Linked DNA regions of Homo sapiens: region 2 is linked to region 1. A link is an interaction called in ENCODE POLR2A ChIA-PET data of the cell type or tissue named here. Cell type or tissue: GM12878. All regions are shown on one strand. Each heading gives the region's core, and the rest is flanking DNA. Links, peaks and the distances in the headings are about the cores only.

Region 1 (9,687 bases), core at 625-8,624:
TGTTACCCAGGTTGGAGTGCAGTGGCGTGATTGTGGCTCACTGCAACCTCTGCCTTCCAGGCTCAAGCAATTCTCATGCCTCAGCCTCCTGAGTAGCTGGGATTACAGATACGCACCACCATGCTTAGCTAATTTTTTGTAGAGATGGGGTTTTGCCATGTTGGACAGTTGGTCTTGAACTCCTGACCTCAAGCAATCCACCCTCCTTGGCCTCCCGAAGTGCTGGGATTACAGGCATGAGCCACCATGTCTGGCAGAAAATATAATGAGACAAATGAAAATGAAACCACAACATACCAAAACGTACAGGATGTAGTGAAAGCAATGCTAAATGGGAAATTAATAGCTGTAAATACTTACATTAGAGAAGAAACATCTCAAATCAAAAACCTAACTTTACATCTTAAAGAACTAGAAAAAGAAAAACTAAATCCAAAACTAGCAGAAAGAAAGAAATAATAAAGATTAGAGCAGAGATAAATAAAATACAGAACTAAAAAAATCATAGATGAAGTCAACAAAACTAAAAGTTGTTTCTTCAAAAAGATAACAAAATAGAAAAAGTTTTAGCTAGCTTGACTACAAGAAAAAGAGAGAAGACTCAACTAAAATCAGAAATAAAAGAGGAGACATTACTACCAATCTTACAGAACTAAAAATATATGAGACTGCTATGAACAGGTGTTTGCTAACAAATTAGATAACCTGGATGAAATGGGCAAATTCCTAGAAAGACACAATCTACCAAGACTGAATCATAGAAGTAGATTATATGAATAGACCTAAAGTGAGTAAGAAGATTGACTCAGTAATCAAAAACCTTCCAATAAAGAAAAGCTCAGGACCAGATGGCTACACTGGTGAATTCTACCAATCTTTTTTTTTTTTTTTGAGACAGGGTCTCGCTATGTTGCCCATGCTGGATGGAGTGCAGTGGTGCAGTTACGGCTCACTGCAGCCTTGTCCTTGTGGGCTCAAGTGATCTTCAGCCTCCCAAATATTTTCCAAACAATTAAAGAAGGATTAACAGCATTTGTTTTCAAGGTCTTCCAAAAAAATTGAAGAGGAGGGAACACTTCCAAACTCATTATATTATACCTGGATTACCCTGATACCAAATCCAGACAAAGACACTACAATAAAAGAAAGCTACAGACCAAAATCCCTTATGAATATTGATGCAAAAAATCCTTAACAAAATACTAGCATACTGAATTCAACAGCATATTAAAAGGATTATATGCCATGGTCAAGTGAGATTTTTTCCTGGGATGCAAGGATAGTTCAGCATACAAAAATCATTAGTGTAATACACCATCACACTAACAGAATGAAGGAGAAATCCCACATGATCACTTAATTAATGCAAAAAAAAGCATTTGACAAAATTCAACACTGTTTCATGATTAAAAAAACACACCACAAGCTAGGAATAGAAGCGAACTATCTACTTATTATAAAGGTCATATATGAAAAAACCCACAGCTAACAATGGTAAAAGTCTGAATGCTTTTCCTCTAAGACCAAGAAGAAGTTAAGGATTCTTAATTTTACTACTTCCTTTCAACATAGTACTGGAATTCCTAGCCAGACCAATTAGGCAAGAAAAAGAAATAAAAGTCATCTTAATTGGAATGGAAGAAGTAAAATTATCTTTGTTCAGAGATGATATAATGCTATGTAGAAAACTCTACAAAGATACCATATATGCGGAAAATAGGTAGAACTAATAAACAAATTCAGCAAAGATTCAGGATAAAAAATCAACACACAGCAGTCAGTTTTGAATGTTTTGATGCATCAACAATGAACATTCCAAAAAGGAAATTAAGAAAATTAAATTTACAGTTGCATCAAAAAGAATAAAATACTTAAGAATAAACCTAACCAAGAAGGTGGAAGACTTGTGCTCTGAAGACTACAAAATATTGCTAAAAGGAATTAAAGAAGACAGAAATAAATGGAAGATTTAATACTGTTAAAATGTCCATACTACCCAAAGCAATACACAGATTCAATGCAACGCCTATCAAAACTCCAATGGCATTTTTTTTTCCAGAAACGAAAAACTTAGTCTAATTCACAAGGAAATCTCAAGGGACCCCAACTAGCCAAAACAATTCTAAAAAAGAACCAGGTTGGAGGACTCATAATAATTTTTTATTAGAAAACATATTACAAAGTTATAGTAATCAAAGCGGTGTGGTGCTGACATAAAGACAGCAAATAGACCAATGTAATAGATAGACCAGAGATAAAATCTCTGGTCTGTAGTTGAATGATCTTTGACAAGGGTGCTCAATGGGGAAAGGCGTTCAACAAATGCATGCTGGGTAAAATGAATGTCCATATGCAGAAGAATGGAGTTGAACCATTTTCTTACATCATATATAAAATTAATTCAAAAAAGAATGAAGACCTAAATGTAAGACCTAAAACTATAAAACTCTTAGAAGAAAACATGGGACAACATGCCTCATGACATTAGATTTTTTTCAATGATTTCTTGGATATGACACCGAAATCACAGGCAACAAAAGAAAAAATAGATTAATTGGACAACATCAAAATGTTAAGCTTTTGTGCATCCAAGAACACTACTAATAGAGTGAAAAGGCAACTCATGGGATGGAAGAAAATATTTGTAAATTGTATATCTGGTAAAAGATTAATTTCCAGAATTTTAAAAAGAACTCCTACAAGTCAATAACAAAAGCCATCAAACAACCCAATTCAGAAATAAGCAAATGACTTGAATAGACCTTTCTTCAAAGATGATATACAAATGGCAAATTAGTACATGAAAAGATGGTCAACATCACTAATCATTAGGGAAATGCAGTCAATTCTACAGTGAGATAACACTTCATACCCATTAAGAAGGCTATTATATAAAAAACAGTAAATAACAAGTGTTGGTGAGGATGTGGAGAAGTTGGAACTCTCCTGTATTGCTAGTAGGAATGTAAAATTGTGCAGCCACTATGGAAAACATTATGGCAGTTCTTCAAAAGTAAACACAGAATTATCATATGATCTAGCAATTTCACTTCTGGAGACACATCTAACATAATTGAAAACAAAAATGGGACCTCAAAGAGATGTTTTTGTAGCCATGCTTCTAGCAACATTATTCACAAGTCACAAGGTGGAAGCATCCCAAATGTCCATTGATAGAGGAATGTGTAATAAAATGTGGTATGCACACACAATAGATATTTTTTGACCTTAAAATGGAATAATATTCTGATACATACTACAATATGGATTAACTTTGAAGCCGTTATGCTAAGTGAAATAAGCCAGTTATAAAAAGACAAATATTACATGACCCCAGTTACATAAGGTACCTAGAACAGTCAATTTCATAGAGACAGAAGGTAGAATGGTAATTGCTCAGGGTTGGGGGAGGGGAAAATAAGGAGATATTGGCCAAAGGGTACAAACATTTAGTTAGTTATAAGATGAATAAACTCTAGGGATCAAATGTACAGCATGGGCACTATAGTTTAAAATATTGTGTTGTATACTTGAAATTTGTTGAGAGTAGATCTTAATTGCTTTCACCACACACTGAAAAAAAAATTGTAACTCGGTGAAGTGCTAGATGTGTTAACTAATTTCATTGTGGATATGAGTATAAGGTTTCCGTTTGGGTTGATAAAAAAAATTCTGGAGATATATGGTGGTGATGGTTGCAAAAAGTGTGAATGTTGTTTATGCCACAGGACTATACCCTTAAAAATAATTAAAATGGTAAGATTTATGTTTTGTATATTTTGATACTCTAAAAAGCCACATAAAATGAAAATATTAATTAGCTTGATTTAATCATTTCACAATGTATACATGTATCATAACATCACATCATACTCTATAAATGTATATAGTTTTTATCAGTTAAAAATAAAATATTTTTAAGTGAAAAAATGAACAAAGGAATTGAATAGCTATTTCTCTAAGAAAGATGTACAAATGGCCAGTATGTACATGAAAAGGTGTTTAACCTCATTAGTCATTATGAAAATGCAAATCAAAACCACATTGAGATACCACTTCACACTTACTTGAGTAGGCATAATAAAGAGAGAAAATAACAAATGTTGGCAAGGATGTGAAGAAATTAGAACCCTTTTGCATTGCCAGTGGGAATGTAAAATGATGCAGCTGCTGTGAAAAAATATTTGACAGTGCCTCAAAAAGTTAAATAAAGAGTTATCATATGGCTCAGCAATTCCACTCCTAGGTATTTTCCCAAGAGAAATGAAGCTGTATTTCTGCACAGAAACTTGTACTTGAATACTCACAGCAGCCAAAAGTGAAGAAAACCCAAATCACAAGAATGGCTAAACAAAATGTGCTATCCCAGAGAAAATTGAGGAGAGTGAGGATCATCATGGTGGACGGGAGACAGGACTGGATTACAGCTCCAACTCGGACAGACAGAGCAGCATACAGAGGTACGCATTGTGAATTTAGTTCCAGATCAACTGCAACAACAAACCAGTAATCACAAGAGGATGCACAGACCCTCTGAAGGAAGTGGACTTCTCTTGCAGGACCCAGGAGACACCCCAAATACTGTGAGTGCCCCAAATATAGAAGTGGAAAGTGGAGATCCTTCTCTCCCAAATACACACCGCCACTGGAGAAACTGGAGGTCTGTTTGTGGGAGAAGTTTCTGACCTTACCTGGAGCTGAGTCCATTTAGAGAGCCAAGTGAAATACAGGGGTAGAGGAAGCAGCAGGAAAGGCCCTGGGGGCTTGCTGGGTCACCAAGCAGGCCATTCCTGCCTGGCACCACAGGGATCCATCGGGAGGGCAGCCAGAGGAGTGGAGGAAAGCACCACAGGGAGAAGGAAGCCTCCAGCTGAACTTTGTAACAATTTGAACCAGGCGAGAAGCCTCCTGGCCAGAACTCGGGGGAGGGCATGAATCCAGTGTGCAGACTCCACAGATGGGGGAAGAACCAAGCCCTTTTCTTTTGCAGCTTGGTGGCAGGTAGCCTGCGGCAAGTTCTCAAGCCCTGCTCACCCACCACCTGGAAACAGACTTGGGGCTGTTAATAGGGGCACAGTGGGAGTAAGATCGGCCCTTTGATTTGTGTGGGAGTTGGGTGAGGCCTGTGACTGCTGGTTTTCCCCCACTTCTCTGACAATCTGCATGACTCAGCAGAGGCACCCATAATCCTCCTAGGTACACAACCCCATTGATCTGGGAACCTCACCTCCATCCCCCACAGCAGCCACAATAAGACCTGCCCAAGGAGGGTCTGAGCTCAGAGGTCCCTAGCCCTGCCCCCACCTGATGAGCCTTTCCTATCCACCCTAGTAGCTGAAAACAAAGGGCATATAATCTTGAGATTTCTAGGGCCCCACCTACCACTGGTTCCTCTCCATACTACCACAGCTGATGCTTTCTGGAAAGTGCCACCTCCTGGCAGGAAGCCAACCAGCCCCAAAATAGAGCATTAAACCACCAAAGATAAGAACCCTCACAGAGTACATTTCACCCCCTGCCACCTCCACTGGAAGAGGTGCTCGTACCCATGGCTGAGAGACCATAGACAGTTCACATCACAGGACTTTGTGCAGACAATTCTCAGTAGCAGCTGAGAGCTGGGTAGACTTTCTGGGTGGCTAAACCAAGAAGAGAGACAATAATCACTGCAGTGCCCCTCACAGGAAGCCACATCCATAGGAAAAGGGGGAGAGTACTACATCAAGGGAACATCCCATGGGACAAAGGGATCAGAAAAACAGACTTCAGCCCTAGACCTACCCTGTGACAAAGCCTACCCAAATGAGAAGGAACCAGAAAACCAACTCTGGTAATATGAAAAAACAAGGCTCTTTAACACTCCCCCTCTCCAAAAAAAAAAAAAAAAAAAAAGTCACACTAGTTCACCAGCAATGGATCCAAACCAAGAAGAAATCCCTGATTTACCTGAAAAAGAATTCAGGAGGTTACTTATTAAGCTAATCAAGGAGGCACCAGAGAAAGGTGAAGCCCAATGTAAGGAAATCCAAAATATGATACAACAATTGGATGGAGAAATATTAAAGGAAATAGATAGCATAAATAAAAACAATCAAAACTTCAGGAAACAATGAACACACTTATAGAAATGCAAAATGCTCTGGAAAGTCTCAGCAATAGAATTGAACAAGTAGAAGAAAGAAATTCAGAGCTCAAAGAATAAGAAAATATAAACAAAGCCTCCAAGAAGTCTAAGATTATGTTAAACAACCAAACCTAAGAATAATCGGTGTTTCTGAGGAAGAAGAGAAATCTAAAAGTTTGGAAAACATATTTGGGGAATAATTAAGGAAAACTTCCCCAGCCTTGCTAGAGACCTAGACATCCAAATACAAGAAGCACAAAGAACACCTGGGAAATTCATCACAAATCGATCATTGCCTAGGGACATCGTCATCAGGTTATCTAAAGATAAGATGAAGGAAAGAATCTTAAGAGCTGTGAGGCAAAAGCACCAGGTAACCTATAAAGGAAAACCTGTCAGATCAACAGCAGAATTCTCAGCAGAAACCCTACAAGCTTGAAGGGATTGGGGCCCTATCTTCAGCCTCCTCAAACAAAACAATTATCAGCCAAGAATTTTGTATCCAGTGAAACTAAGCATCATATATTAAGGAAAGATACAGTTGTTTTCGCACAAACAAATGCTGAGAGAATTCGCCACTACCAAGCCACCACAACAAGAACTGAGGAAAGGAGCTCTAAAACTTGAAACAAATCCTGGAAACACATAAAAACAGAACCTCTTTAAAGCATAAATCACATAGGACCTACAAAACAAAACTACAAGTTAAAAGGCAAAAATAAAAACCCCAAAATACCAAGGTACGCAGGCAACAAATAGCATGATGAATGCAATGGTACCTCACATCTGAATGCTAACATTGAGTGTAAATGGCCTAAATGCTCCACTTAAAAGATATAGAACTACAGAATGGATAAGAACTCACCAACCAATGATCTGCTGCCTTCAGGAGACTCACCTAACACATAAGGACTCACATAAACTTAAAGGAGTGGAAAAAAGCCTTTCATGCAAATAGACACCAAAAGCGAGCAAGAGTAGCTATTGTTCTATCAGACAAAATAAACTTTAAAGCAACAACAGTTAAAAGAGACAAAGAGGGACATTCTATAATGCTAAAGGGCCTTGTCCAACAGGAAAATATCACAATCCTAAATATATATGCACCTAACACTGGAGTTCCCAAATTTATAAAACAATTACTAATAGACCTAAGAAATGAGATAGACAGCAACACAATAATACTGAGGAACTTCAATCCTCTACTGACAGCACTAGACAGGTCATCAAAACAGAAAGTCAACAAAGAAACAATAGATTTAAACTATACCTTGGAACAAATGGACTTAACAGATATATACAGAACATTCCATCCAACAACCACAGAATACACATTCTATTCAAAAGCCCACGAACTTTCTCCAAGATAGACCATATGATAGGCCATAAAAGAAGCCTCAATAAATTTAAGAACATTGAAATCATGTCAAGCACTCTCAGACCACAGTGGAATAAAACTGGAAATCAAATCCAAAAGGAATCTGCAAATACATGGAATTTAAACAACTTCCTCTCGGGCCGGGCATGGTGGCTCACGCCTGTAATCCCAGCACTTTGAGAGGCCAGTTTGGGCAGATCACCTGAGGTCAGGAGTTTGAGACTAGCCTGGCCAACATGGTGAAACCTTATGTCTACTAAAATTACAAAAAATAGCTGGGGATGGTGGCAGGCACCTGTAATCCCAGCTACTCAGGAGGCCAAGGCAGGAGAATCACTTGAACCCGGGAGGCGGAGGTTGCAGTGAGCCGAGATTATGCCACTGCACTCCAGCCTGGGTGACAGAACAAGACTCCGTCTCCAAACAACAACAACAACAACAAAAAAAAAAAAAAAAAAGAAAGCAAAGAAAAGAAACATGCTCCTAAATGAGCATTGGGTCAAAAATGAAATCAAGATGAAAATTAAAAAATTGTTTGAACTGAACGATAATAATGATATAACCTATCAAAGCCTTTGGGATACAGCAAAGGTGGTGCAAAGAGGAAAGTTCTTAGCCCTAAATGCCTACATCAAAAAGACGAAAAGAGCACAAACTGACATTCCAAGGTCACACCTCAAGGAACTAGAGAATCAAGAACAAATCAAACCCAAACCCAGCAGAAGAAAGGAAGTCACCAAGATCAGGGCAGAACTAAATGAAATTGAAACAAAAAAGAATTGCAAAAGATAAATGAAACAAATAGCTGCTTCTTCAAAAACATAAATAAAATTGGTAGACCATTACCAAGATTAAGAAAAGAAGAGAGAAAATCCAAAGAACATCATTAAGAAATGACACAGGAGATATTACAACTGACACCACTGAAATAAAAAAGATTATTCAAGGCTACTATGAACACCTTTATGTACATAAACTAGAAAACCTAGAAGAGATGGCTAAATTCCTGGAAAAATAAAACCCTCCCATCTTTTTTTTTTTTTACAATTAGTATTAAAATGGGAAGCATATCTAGCTCCCAGATCTTGGTTACTTTTTTTTAAAATTATTATTATTATACTTTAAGCTTTAGGGTACATGTGCACAATGTGCAGGTTTGTTACATATGTATACATGTGCCATGTTGGTGTGCTGCACCCATTAACTCGTCATTTAGCATTAGGTATATCTCCTAATGCTCTCCTTCCCCCCTCCCCCGACCCCACAACAGTCCCTGATGTGTGATGTTCCCCTTCCTGTGTCCATGTGTTCTCACTGTTCAACTCCCACCCATGAATGAGAACATGCGGTGTTTGGTTTTTTGTCCTTGCGATAGTTTGCTGAGAATGGTAGTCTCCAGCTTCATCCATGTCCCTACAAAGGACATGAACTCATCATTTTTAATGGCTGCATAGTATTCCATGGTGTATATGTGCCACATTTTCTTAATCCAGTCTATCATTGTTGGACATTTGAGTTGGTTCCAAGTCTTTGCTATTGTGAATAGTGCCACAATAAATATACATGTGCATGTGTCTTTATAGCAGCATGATTTATAATCCTTTGGTATATACCCAGTAATGGGATGGCTGGGTCTAATGGTATTTCTAGTTCTAGAACCCTGAGGAATTGCCACACTGACTTCCACAATGGTTGAACTAGTTTACAGTCCCACCTACAGTGTAAAAGTGTTCGTATTTCTCCACATCCTCTCCAGCACCTGTTGTTTCCTGATTTTTTAATGATCGCCATTCTAACTGGTGTGAGATGGTATCTCATTGTGGTTTTGATTTGCATTTCTCTGATGGCCAGTGAGGATAAGCATTTTTTCATGTGTTTTTTGGCTGCATAAATGTCTTCTTTTGAGAAGTGTCTGTTCATATACTTTGCCCACTTTTTGATGGGGTTGTTTGTTTTTTTCTTGTAAATTTGTTTGAGTTCATTGTAGATTCTGGATATTAGCCCTTTGTCAGATGAGTAGATTGCAAAAATTTTCTCCCATTCTGTAGGTTGCCTGTTCACTCTGATAGTAGTTTCTTTTGCTGTGCAGAAGCTCTGTAGTTTAATTAGATCCCATTTGTCAATTTTGGCTTTTGTTGTCATTGCTTTTGGTGTTTTAGACATGAAGTCCTTGCCCATGCCTGTG
Region 2 (9,687 bases), core at 451-8,450, 56 kb before region 1:
TTTTTAAAAAATTTTGTGAGTACATAGTAGGTGTATATATTTATTTATGAGGTACATGAGATGTTTTGATACATGTATGTAATGTGAAATAAGGACATCACAGAGAATGGGGTATTCATCCCCTCAAGCATTTATCCTTTGCATTACAAACAATCCAGTTACACCAAATATAAATTTGAGGTTCCTCTATTTTTTAAAGTCAGATTTATTGAGATATAATTTACATAAAGTAAAAGGAACTATTTTTAGTTTACAGTTCTGTGTTTGACAAACACATACAGTTGTGTCACCACCACCATAATCAAGAACACTTCCATCACCTTCAAAAGTTCCCTCATGCTCTTTTTTAGTTATCCCCTCCCTATTCCCCTATCCCAACCCCCTTATAACGACTGATCTTTTGTCAATCTCTTTAATTTTGCCTATTCCCAAATGTCAGATACATTGGATCATATTGTATGTAGCCTTTCGAATCAGGATCCTTTCACATAACATAATACATTGAATTGTGTATCAGTTCATTTTTTTATTGCTGAGTAGTATTTGATAGTTTGAATATACCATGGTTTGTTTGTCCATTTACACATTGAAGGATATTTTGGTTATTTCTGTGTTTTGGCCATTATGAATAAAACTTTTATATTCATATAAAAATATTTATATGAATATAAATATTCCCATACAGTTTTTTTGTGTGTGTGTGAACATGTTTTTTCAGTAAAAGTTTTGACAGGTAATTCTTCTACTTACTACCAAAAAGGGGCATGGGAAATAAAATATGTAAGTCCAAGAACATTATTTCAAGCAGCTTCAGTATCAAGAGTATCCGCAGTAGGCAAGAGTTTTTCAAAGACAGAGAGAATATTTGATGAAATTTGTAAGTTATTCTAAGGGAAAAGGATAATTCTTAACAAGACAGGTTAGAATTACTAAATTCAGATAAATTGGTTTCAGGATATTTTACTAAACAGGCAATCCTCAACTTACAATCTCTAGTTCAAAAATATTTTATATTATAAAATATCAAGAGGTAAATTCAGGGCCTCAGTTCCTGGCTTCTTTTGGAACAATTGGTCTTTGTCTTGATTCAGGCAGCTGTGATATTCAACAATTGCCTCTTAGTGTTTTCAACAAATTGGGGTTGCGGGGTGGGGAGGCTGTTCTCTTGTTCTCTGTTTGCACTGGGAGAACCCAAGTTGGGTCAAATAAAGGCAGCCTTGCAAATAGCCTTCTTTTGAACCAGCAGACAGATCAAATAATGATAATTCTCTGGATATGGGGCTTTGAAGGAGCTCCAACCCTGTTCTTTCCTCTCCAATTGCTGCTAGGCTGCTGGTTTTCACCTTGATTGTGAGGAGAGGTGGTGTGAATAGAGCAAGTTAAAATGCCACAAAGCTCTGAGAGGTGGTGGGAATAGAGCAAGTTAAAATGCCATAAATCTCTGAGAGGTGGTAGGAATAGAGCAAGTTAAAATGCCACAAAGCTCTGAGTTCTCACCAAGATTCAGCTTTTTTTTTTTTTTTTTTTCTGAGAAAACACTCCTTGAATTGCTGCAAGCTTTGGTTAAGTTCTGAAAGTTAATTCTGACTGACCATTTTTGCCAGTATTCTCATTGCTTCTATGGAGAAGACAATCTTTGGAGATTTCCTAACACCATCATTTGTGCTGATGTCACCCTATCCTCTATGTTTTAAAGGGTTTGCCTGGTGATCCTGGTTACCCTGGTGAACCCGGAAGGGATGGTGAAAAGGTAAGAATTTTAATACTTTGAAGTGACTGGTTTAGTCTAGCTAAAATAATCCTTTTCTTCTCCCAGGCTTGAGTTATAAATGGAAAAAGTCTACATAACTAGCTTTTATATTCAAAATATGCCTTCTTTATTCATCTTTTGCTCATTTTTCTTTTATACCACACTTGCTAAATTTTATTCCATTGCCATAAATCACAGTCCATGTTGCAGAAATACATTAAGCATTGTTTAACTTTAGCATTTCCACTGTGAAAAGTCATTGCCTTTACTTTGAGCATGTATCGGCAAAACTTCTTTTTTTCCACAAAGAGAATTCAGCACTATTTTAGTGAGGTCCTCTTACTAAAAAGGCTTATAACTGTGAATGTAGAACGTCGCCACTAAACATTTCCATTCTGTATGCAATTATTGTCTGTAAGTCTGTGGCTAATTCTTTGTTGTTTTTTCCCCCCTACTGGGCCAATGCAGTCTGACTGAGGTCATTTATTTAGTTACCTATTTTTCAAGTGACTTTGAAAGATTGTATGAAGCATACAATTACCAGATTTTTAGCAGGGCACAAAATAACCAGTCCTCCAATCCCTCTTGTTTTTAATTGCTTCGTATCAAAAACTGAAAGCTTTTTGGTTTTTCAGGCAAGGAAGGAAAGGCGTTACAAACTTGAATGTACCCAGAAGGCACATATTTTAATGGTGGTTTATTTTTAAATTAGGTCCAAGTTCTAGCATGGCTTAAAAGGCACAATTAGAATAGATGGAGGTAGGAAATACTCCGATAAAATGATTTTTTGTCAAATAGTATTTGTATATAGATGGATGGCTTCTATGAACAAGTTTAGAGTCAGAATAGAAGTATGAAAAAGACCATCCTTGTGTCTTGGCCAGTAGTAGAGTAACACTTGAATATTGAATATTGTGGTTTTTTTCATGCTGTTGTAGCTACTAATCAAGGATAAAAGTTTTATCTGAACTTGTCTTTCATTAGCTTCTAAGAGCAAGCTCATGAAAGCAATTCAGATTTACTAGCTATTATTGATGATAGTTAAGTCCATCACATCTAAAATGTCTGTCACTAATAGAAATGGCACTACATTTATGTCCTTGACTAGTTTTATGAGAAGAAACATGGCTAAATGTAAAAAAAAAAAAAAAAAAAAAAGTAATTTTTTCACTGATTCTAGTGCTACCATTTTTTTTCTATTATCTTCTTTATAGAGTATTTGTAGTTGGCTAGAAATAGGAATCTTAAAAATCAAAGAATATTACAACTAGAAATACCTTAAAACTCTGGTCCAAAAATCTTTATTCTTTCTATATAAACCAGAGAAGTTAATTAACTTGGTGAAGATTACATAGCTAGTAAATCTGAGACACCATCACAGGTTAGGCTTAGCTCAGAATTGTTTCATTACTTCATGTTGCATTTCTCATTTGAGGTATTTTATGATTGATTTCTGGGTCTTTTTGGAAAGTTTCTCTTATATTCTTGAGGAAATTGATGTTTTCATGTGAATTTTACTAACCTATTTTACAATTGCATTGAACAGGGCCAAAAAGGTGACACTGGCCCACCTGGACCTCCTGGACTTGTAAGTTTTTTTTTTTTAGTCTTCGTTTATCAAATTTATTAATGCATTATCATTTTTGTGCCTTAATCGCATACTCCCTACTTTTTCTTGATAGAACACAAAATTTCAAGTCATTATCAATTTCTACTGGCTTAAAAGTCTTTACATCTAAAATCTTCAGTAATGTTGACCTCAAGGTCTTTGTATTGTTCTGCCTATGCATTACTTCTGCATGGTAAAGGTCTAAAATTATGGCATTGGGTTGTTTTGCCTCATGATTGCCAGATCATTTCTCAAGCAACCAGCAGGTGGTGCAAGTGTTGCTTACAAAGGTTCAATGAAAACAACAACAACAAAACAAAACTTGGGGAAGTTGGGGTGGGGGTGGGGGATTGGTCCTTTCCCCTGCAGAGCTCAGGAGAAAGATAGATTTGGTCTTAATAGGTTTTCTCAATTTGTAATTGTCTGATTCACACTTCTTTCTTTCCTGAGTGTGTGCTTTCTAGGGACTTTTAATAACGCATGTAGGAAGCTGCTTTATGAAAGAATAATTGAGGGTGGCGGAGCTACAGATTTTCTGTCATGTTTGTGTTCACTATGAAATTTAAGTCAAATATACTTCCAGTCTTATTAGGAATAAAATATCATTGCTGAGGTTTAACATATTGGTTTTTCTTTGGTTGAAATTTAGTAAGACTCTTGACTTCAAACTGCATTGAAGCCGCAACAGTGCGAATGTTGGAAAACTTATGTGTCCAGACATGTTAGTAACATTAACTTAATTCGTATTATCCATAATGAGTCTCAGTTATTAATACTTAGGACTGTACTAAATCTAATGAGGATATACTTAAAGAAGATCTTAGATATTTTTTATTCACTTTCATTTTAAAATCAGCTTCAGTCCTCTAGGAAATAATCTCTTTATAAAATGAGAAGATAAAATTTTAATAAGTATCAGAAGAAATGGAAATTTTGAGAGTACAGTCCTATTTAGCAGCCTAGTTTCCCTTTTGAATCACTATTCCAATCTTAGGTCCCACAACTTTTTGTCTTCTTTTGTGTGAATATTTCTTATATCCATCCAATAGAGACAGGATGAAATATCACACTGCTATTAGGTGTTGATTTGTACATCAGACTGGCAGTCTCTTAAATCTGAAGTTCATTTACCTTTATAGGTCTATAAGAAGAATTTGTTAATATTTAATTTATTTAATATTAAGTTTTTTAAGAAAATACTTAATGAGTTACAAGAATACAGAGTAAAAAGAAATGATTAGTTAGTTGGGTTTAATCAATAAAGAACATGGGTTTTATTTTTAAATTTTTTTGGTATATAGTAGGTATATATATTTATGGGGGAGTTTTCTTTTTTAAAGGAAGAAATAAATGTGGGTTAATAAAGAGAAAGATTGGGGAAAGGCATTACACATGTTTGGAATGAAATATGCAAAGACATAGACAAGAACGTGCAAGTTGAATGAAATGGTTAGAATCAGACAGACTTCACTATAATAAAAATTTATTGTAAGACGTAGTAGGAGATTAAATAGGTGAGAGAAGTATTGGAAGTGAGAGGTGACTTACAGTTCAGGATTAAAAGTAGCAGCACTTATAGTAAAAAGTAGTGAGCAATTTTGAGTCCTTAAGCAGAATAGTTAACACACACACACAAATGGTTTTTGAGGAAGCATATCCTAACAATAGATTGGAATTCAAGGGACAAGATCAGAGGTGCTTCTATTACTCTAAGTGTGAGTTGATAATATAGCTGTGGCAGCAGAAATCAAGGGAGCAAATTGGAGAGACGTTTTCTGTAAAGAATTGTCAGGCTTAGGAGATTGGAATGAATTGAATGTGAATTATAGGAGAAGAGACATCAAAAATACTTTTAGTTTTATATGCTTCGGGCTCAGGAACATGGTAATGTTGTTACTTGTATTGGACATTTTCTAATCAGTTGGAGGATGGGAGTGATACAAAATGTGACTCATAAACTATGTGAAAATGATGACATTGTAATCATATGTAGCTCCCATAATGTTTTCAGGAGAACAAGGCTTTTCTTCTTTGCATTTCTTTATTTTTTTTTTCTTTGGTAATAAAGGTAATTCCTAGACCTGGGACTGGTATAACTATAGGAGAAAAAGGAAACATTGGGTTGCCTGGGTTGCCTGGAGAAAAAGGAGAGCGAGGATTTCCTGGAATACAGGGTCCACCTGGCCTTCCTGGACCTCCAGGTAAATGAGATTGCATTTATGGCCTTGTTCTTATAGCATCCTTACTAATCCATGTATACTTTTTATCACATTAGTTCCATGGTCAGCATGGAAGTAGGAGACACAAGTCCTTTTTAATTGACAGATACTTCCCAACTCTTACTATACCTTCTCTCACCATATTACTCACTTGTACTTTAAAAAAGCCCAAGTGAATAGTGTCCTTTAATCCTAAGATTCCTATTTCTACATTTTATTTTTTATTGATACATAATTGTACATATTTATGGGATACATGTGATATTTTAATACATGAGTCCAATGTATAATGATTAAATCAAGGTAACTAGAATATCCATTACCTCAAGTATTTATCTTTTCTTTATGTTGGGAACATTCAAAATCTTCTCTTCTAGCTGTTTTGAAATATACAGTAAGTTGTTGTTAACTGCTGTGAATCTACTGTGCTACCAAACACTGAAACTTATTGCTTCTATCTAACTGTATGTTTGTACCCATTAACCAACCTTTCTTCATTTCCCCCGACCCTTCCCAGCCCCTGGTAACCATCATTCTACTCTCCACCTCCATGAGATCAACTTTTTTTTTTTAACCTCCTACGTAAGAATGAGAACATGCATTTGTATTTGCCTTTCTGTGCCTGGTTTATTTCACTTAACGTAATGTCCTTCAGGCTCATCCATGTTGCTGCAAATGATAGAACTCCGTTCTTTTATGGCCAAATAATATTCCATTGTGTATTTATACCACATTTCCTTTATCTGTTCATCCACTGATGAACATTCAGGTTGATTTCATATCTTGGCTATTGTGAATATTGCTACAATAAACATGGAAGTGCAGATATCTCTTTGAATTACTAATTTATTTTCTTTTGAATATATACCCAGACGTGAGATTGTTGGAACATATGGTAGTTCTATTTTTAGTTTTTTGAAGAACCTCCATACTTTTTTTCATAATGGTTGCATTAATTTACATTCCCACCAACAGTGTGTGAGAGTTCCCTCTTCTCTGCATCCTTGCAGCATCTGTTATTTTTTGTCTTTTTGATGATAGCCATATTAACTGGGGTATATTTTATTATTAATAAATTACACCAAACAATTCTTAATTTAGTAGGCAAATCATCACACTTTTCATGCTAATAGGGAAGGATATTCTCCCCAAGTAATGCCTAGTTTTGCAAGATTTCCTGTATAAAAATGGCAAGCAGCGTTATCCACCTAAAATTTCAGAAATACCTAACTAGAAATCCCCATGGTGATTTTGTTATACAATAAAATCTTAGAGCTCAATACTGAGTTTTATATTATTCCCTTTGAAAACACACAGTATAGTGGAACATTTCTAATTTGGCCACAAATTGAGTACTGCCCTTATCTAGAATGTTTATTTGAATGTTCTCTGAAATAGGGTAATAATAGTGATTTCCGTAAGATTTCTAGATGCATGTGGTACAGTGCCTGGCACACATACATATTCAATAAATTATTATTCCTTTTCCTTCAAAAATACGTGGCTAATGAAATACTAAAATGATGAGATGAGTGATATTCAGTGATCTTTCCCAAGAGAAAGAAAATAAATATAGGTTCCATTATGCTCTAAATGCAAACTTCAGATTCCTAAATGTGAACTTCAGATTCCTAACCTCAAGATAGTGAATTAAATACAGACTGTATCTGGAAAATTGAAATAAAGAATTATCTCAGGATGCAGTAAAAGAGATAAGGAGTTGGGAAGTATGAATGAAAAGTTAAGAGGTATGAAAGATAAACCTAGAAGCTCCAAAATTATCTCATGAGGGAGGTCAAGGAGGAGAGAATGGGACAAGAGGCAGCATTTGAAAAAAAATAATGGCTGAGAACTTCCATCTATTAAAAAACACATGCATCACTATGAAAAAGCTCATGAAGCACTAAGCAATAGTAAAATAATAGTAATGCAAAGGTCCATAACTAGACACATTGTAGGGACATTTCAGAATTCAGGGATAAAAAGAAGCTCTTAAAAACTATTTGAGAACAAAAGGCCAATCACCTACAAAGCAGTGAGTCAGAGGATGATAATGGAGCACATTTTCAAAGTGATAAGGACAAATTACTATGAATTAGGGATTCTGTATTACATTAAACTATCATCCTAATGTGAAGATGAGATACATAGGAAGTTTAACACCTTCAGACTGTCTCTGAAATAGTTACTGGAGGTTTTACTCCAAAAAGAAAAAAGGGAATTCTGGATAAAATGAGAATAGCGGTAGGATGCAAGAACCAAAGCTTAGAAAATATATTAGTAAAGCATATTAAGTCTAAATCAGTACTGGTTATTTTTTAAAAAGGTGTTTTAAGTAACAACTTGGAGCTATAATTGTAAACATTATTAACGTGATGTGTAGATGCAGAGAGAATAAGGATAAGAGTTTTTGTCTTGTTAGGGAAAGATAATATAAATCTTGTTAACTGTATAAATTTTTAGAAATGTATACATGTTTAAGTACATAGGTTAAAATGTTAATAGTAGCCACTAGAGAAGAATAGAAATAAAATGTATAACATACACACCAATTGAAGAAAGAAAATGACTAAAAGTCTCATATATAGTATAAGTTAAGATGGGGGCAAAATAAAGACAAATCTGGGTAAATAGAAAATAAAATATAAGGTGACAAGAAGAAATTAAAAATAAGTCAGTAACTCCAACAAATTTGAAAGGACTAAACACTGATTAAAAGACAGTGACTAAAATAAAATTGAAATTAAAAATACCTATATATAGTGCACAGTAGACATATCTAAAGCAAAGTGACAGATACAATCTGAAAATAATGCAGTATATATTGGGCAAATGCTATACATAAAAAAGCTGGTTTAGCAATTCTAATATAGTATGAAATATAATTAAATTCAAAACTTGAAACTATAAAAATTCTAGAAGAAAATGCAGGAAAAACTTTTCTGGACATTGACCTAGGTAAAGATTTATGACTAAGACTTCAAAAGTAAATGTAACCAAAACAACAATAGACAATTGGGACTTAATTAAACTAAAGAGCTTCTGCACAGCAAAAGAAACAATCAGTGGAGTAAATAGCCTACAGAATGGGTGAAAATAATTGTAAACTGTGCATCTGGCAAAGGACTAATATCCAGAATCTATTAATATAAGGAACTTAGACAAATCAATAAGAGAAAAAAATAACCCCATTAAAAACTGGGCAAAAGACATGAACAGAACACTTCTTAAAATAAGACATATATGTGGCCAACAAACATGAAAAAATGCTTAACATCACTAATCAGCAAATAAATGCAAAGTAAAACCACAATGAGATACTAACACATTAGAATGGCTATTATTAAAAAGTCATAAAATAACAGATTTGGGCAAGAAATAATTTCAGTTATTCAGAGACCATCTGATTATCTACCAGAAAGCTTTAAAAAATCCATTGACAAATTCCCAGAACTTAAAGAGAATATGTGTGCAAGATGGCCAGATCTGAGTAGCATACTTAATTTGCCTTCCTCTTCACCAGCAAACGTACAAGAGAAAAAAATACACTTCACAATAGTAATAGTATTAAAATTCACAGTAGAATAACCCCAACAATACATGTGTAAGACTTCTTTGCAGAATTTTGTAAATTATTATTAAATAATATAAAATTACTAAATAGAGAAATAAATTTAATTATTACTTGATGTGAAAAACCAATATAATAAACAGTTGATTCTACCAAAAAATAATCTTTAACTTCAAATTAATCCCATTCAGAATCCCAACCAGTTTTTGAAAATGAAACTGAAAAATTTATTTAGAAAAGTAAATTTGTAGATGGTTTTAAAAATGAACAAAGATGAGCGTATTTTCCTTAGCAGTTTTGAAAACATTATAAAGTCATAGTAACTAAAAAGTGTGTTAATGGTGCATGAATCACCAGTGTAACAGAAGAATGTCCGGAAACAGAGCCATGTTTATATGGTAACTTTGAAATACCTTTTTATCTTGCTAATGACTTTCCGGTATTTTTGAGATTATAAGAACAGATTGTCAAAGGATGGGGTTACTAGTAATTTCCAAAAGTAGTAAACCTACTTTAAATTATTATTTCCTACCCTCAA

Evidence for each region. ChIA-PET counts read pairs that join two places held together with the same protein. Peaks named below come from ENCODE experiments on the same cell type or tissue, not always from the same donor. Only the 100,000 strongest peaks of a DNase experiment are listed, where the experiment ranks them.
Region 2: POLR2A ChIA-PET joins it to region 1 with 7 read pairs; 2 of 35 experiments call an interaction of 5 or more read pairs at or near these places.

The regions. Positions count from the first base shown.
Region 1 is chrX:108,636,978-108,646,664 of GRCh38, forward strand. All of the region lies in intron 36 of COL4A5 (collagen type IV alpha 5 chain), which reads left to right. Among named protein-coding and RNA genes, the nearest start is that of IRS4-AS1, 95 kb to the right of the region's middle. RefSeq lists an enhancer at 4,513-5,712. In GM12878, for the core only: no CTCF peak of the experiment used is centred there; a DNase peak (open chromatin) is centred at 4,048.
Region 2 is chrX:108,581,188-108,590,874 of GRCh38, forward strand. It overlaps COL4A5 (collagen type IV alpha 5 chain), which reads left to right. Exons shown (of 53, transcript NM_033380.3): 17 at 1,697-1,750; 18 at 3,297-3,338; 19 at 5,428-5,560. Among named protein-coding and RNA genes, the nearest start is that of COL4A5, 150 kb to the left of the region's middle. In GM12878, for the core only: a CTCF peak has its summit at 3,617 (motif pointing right); a DNase peak (open chromatin) is centred at 3,628.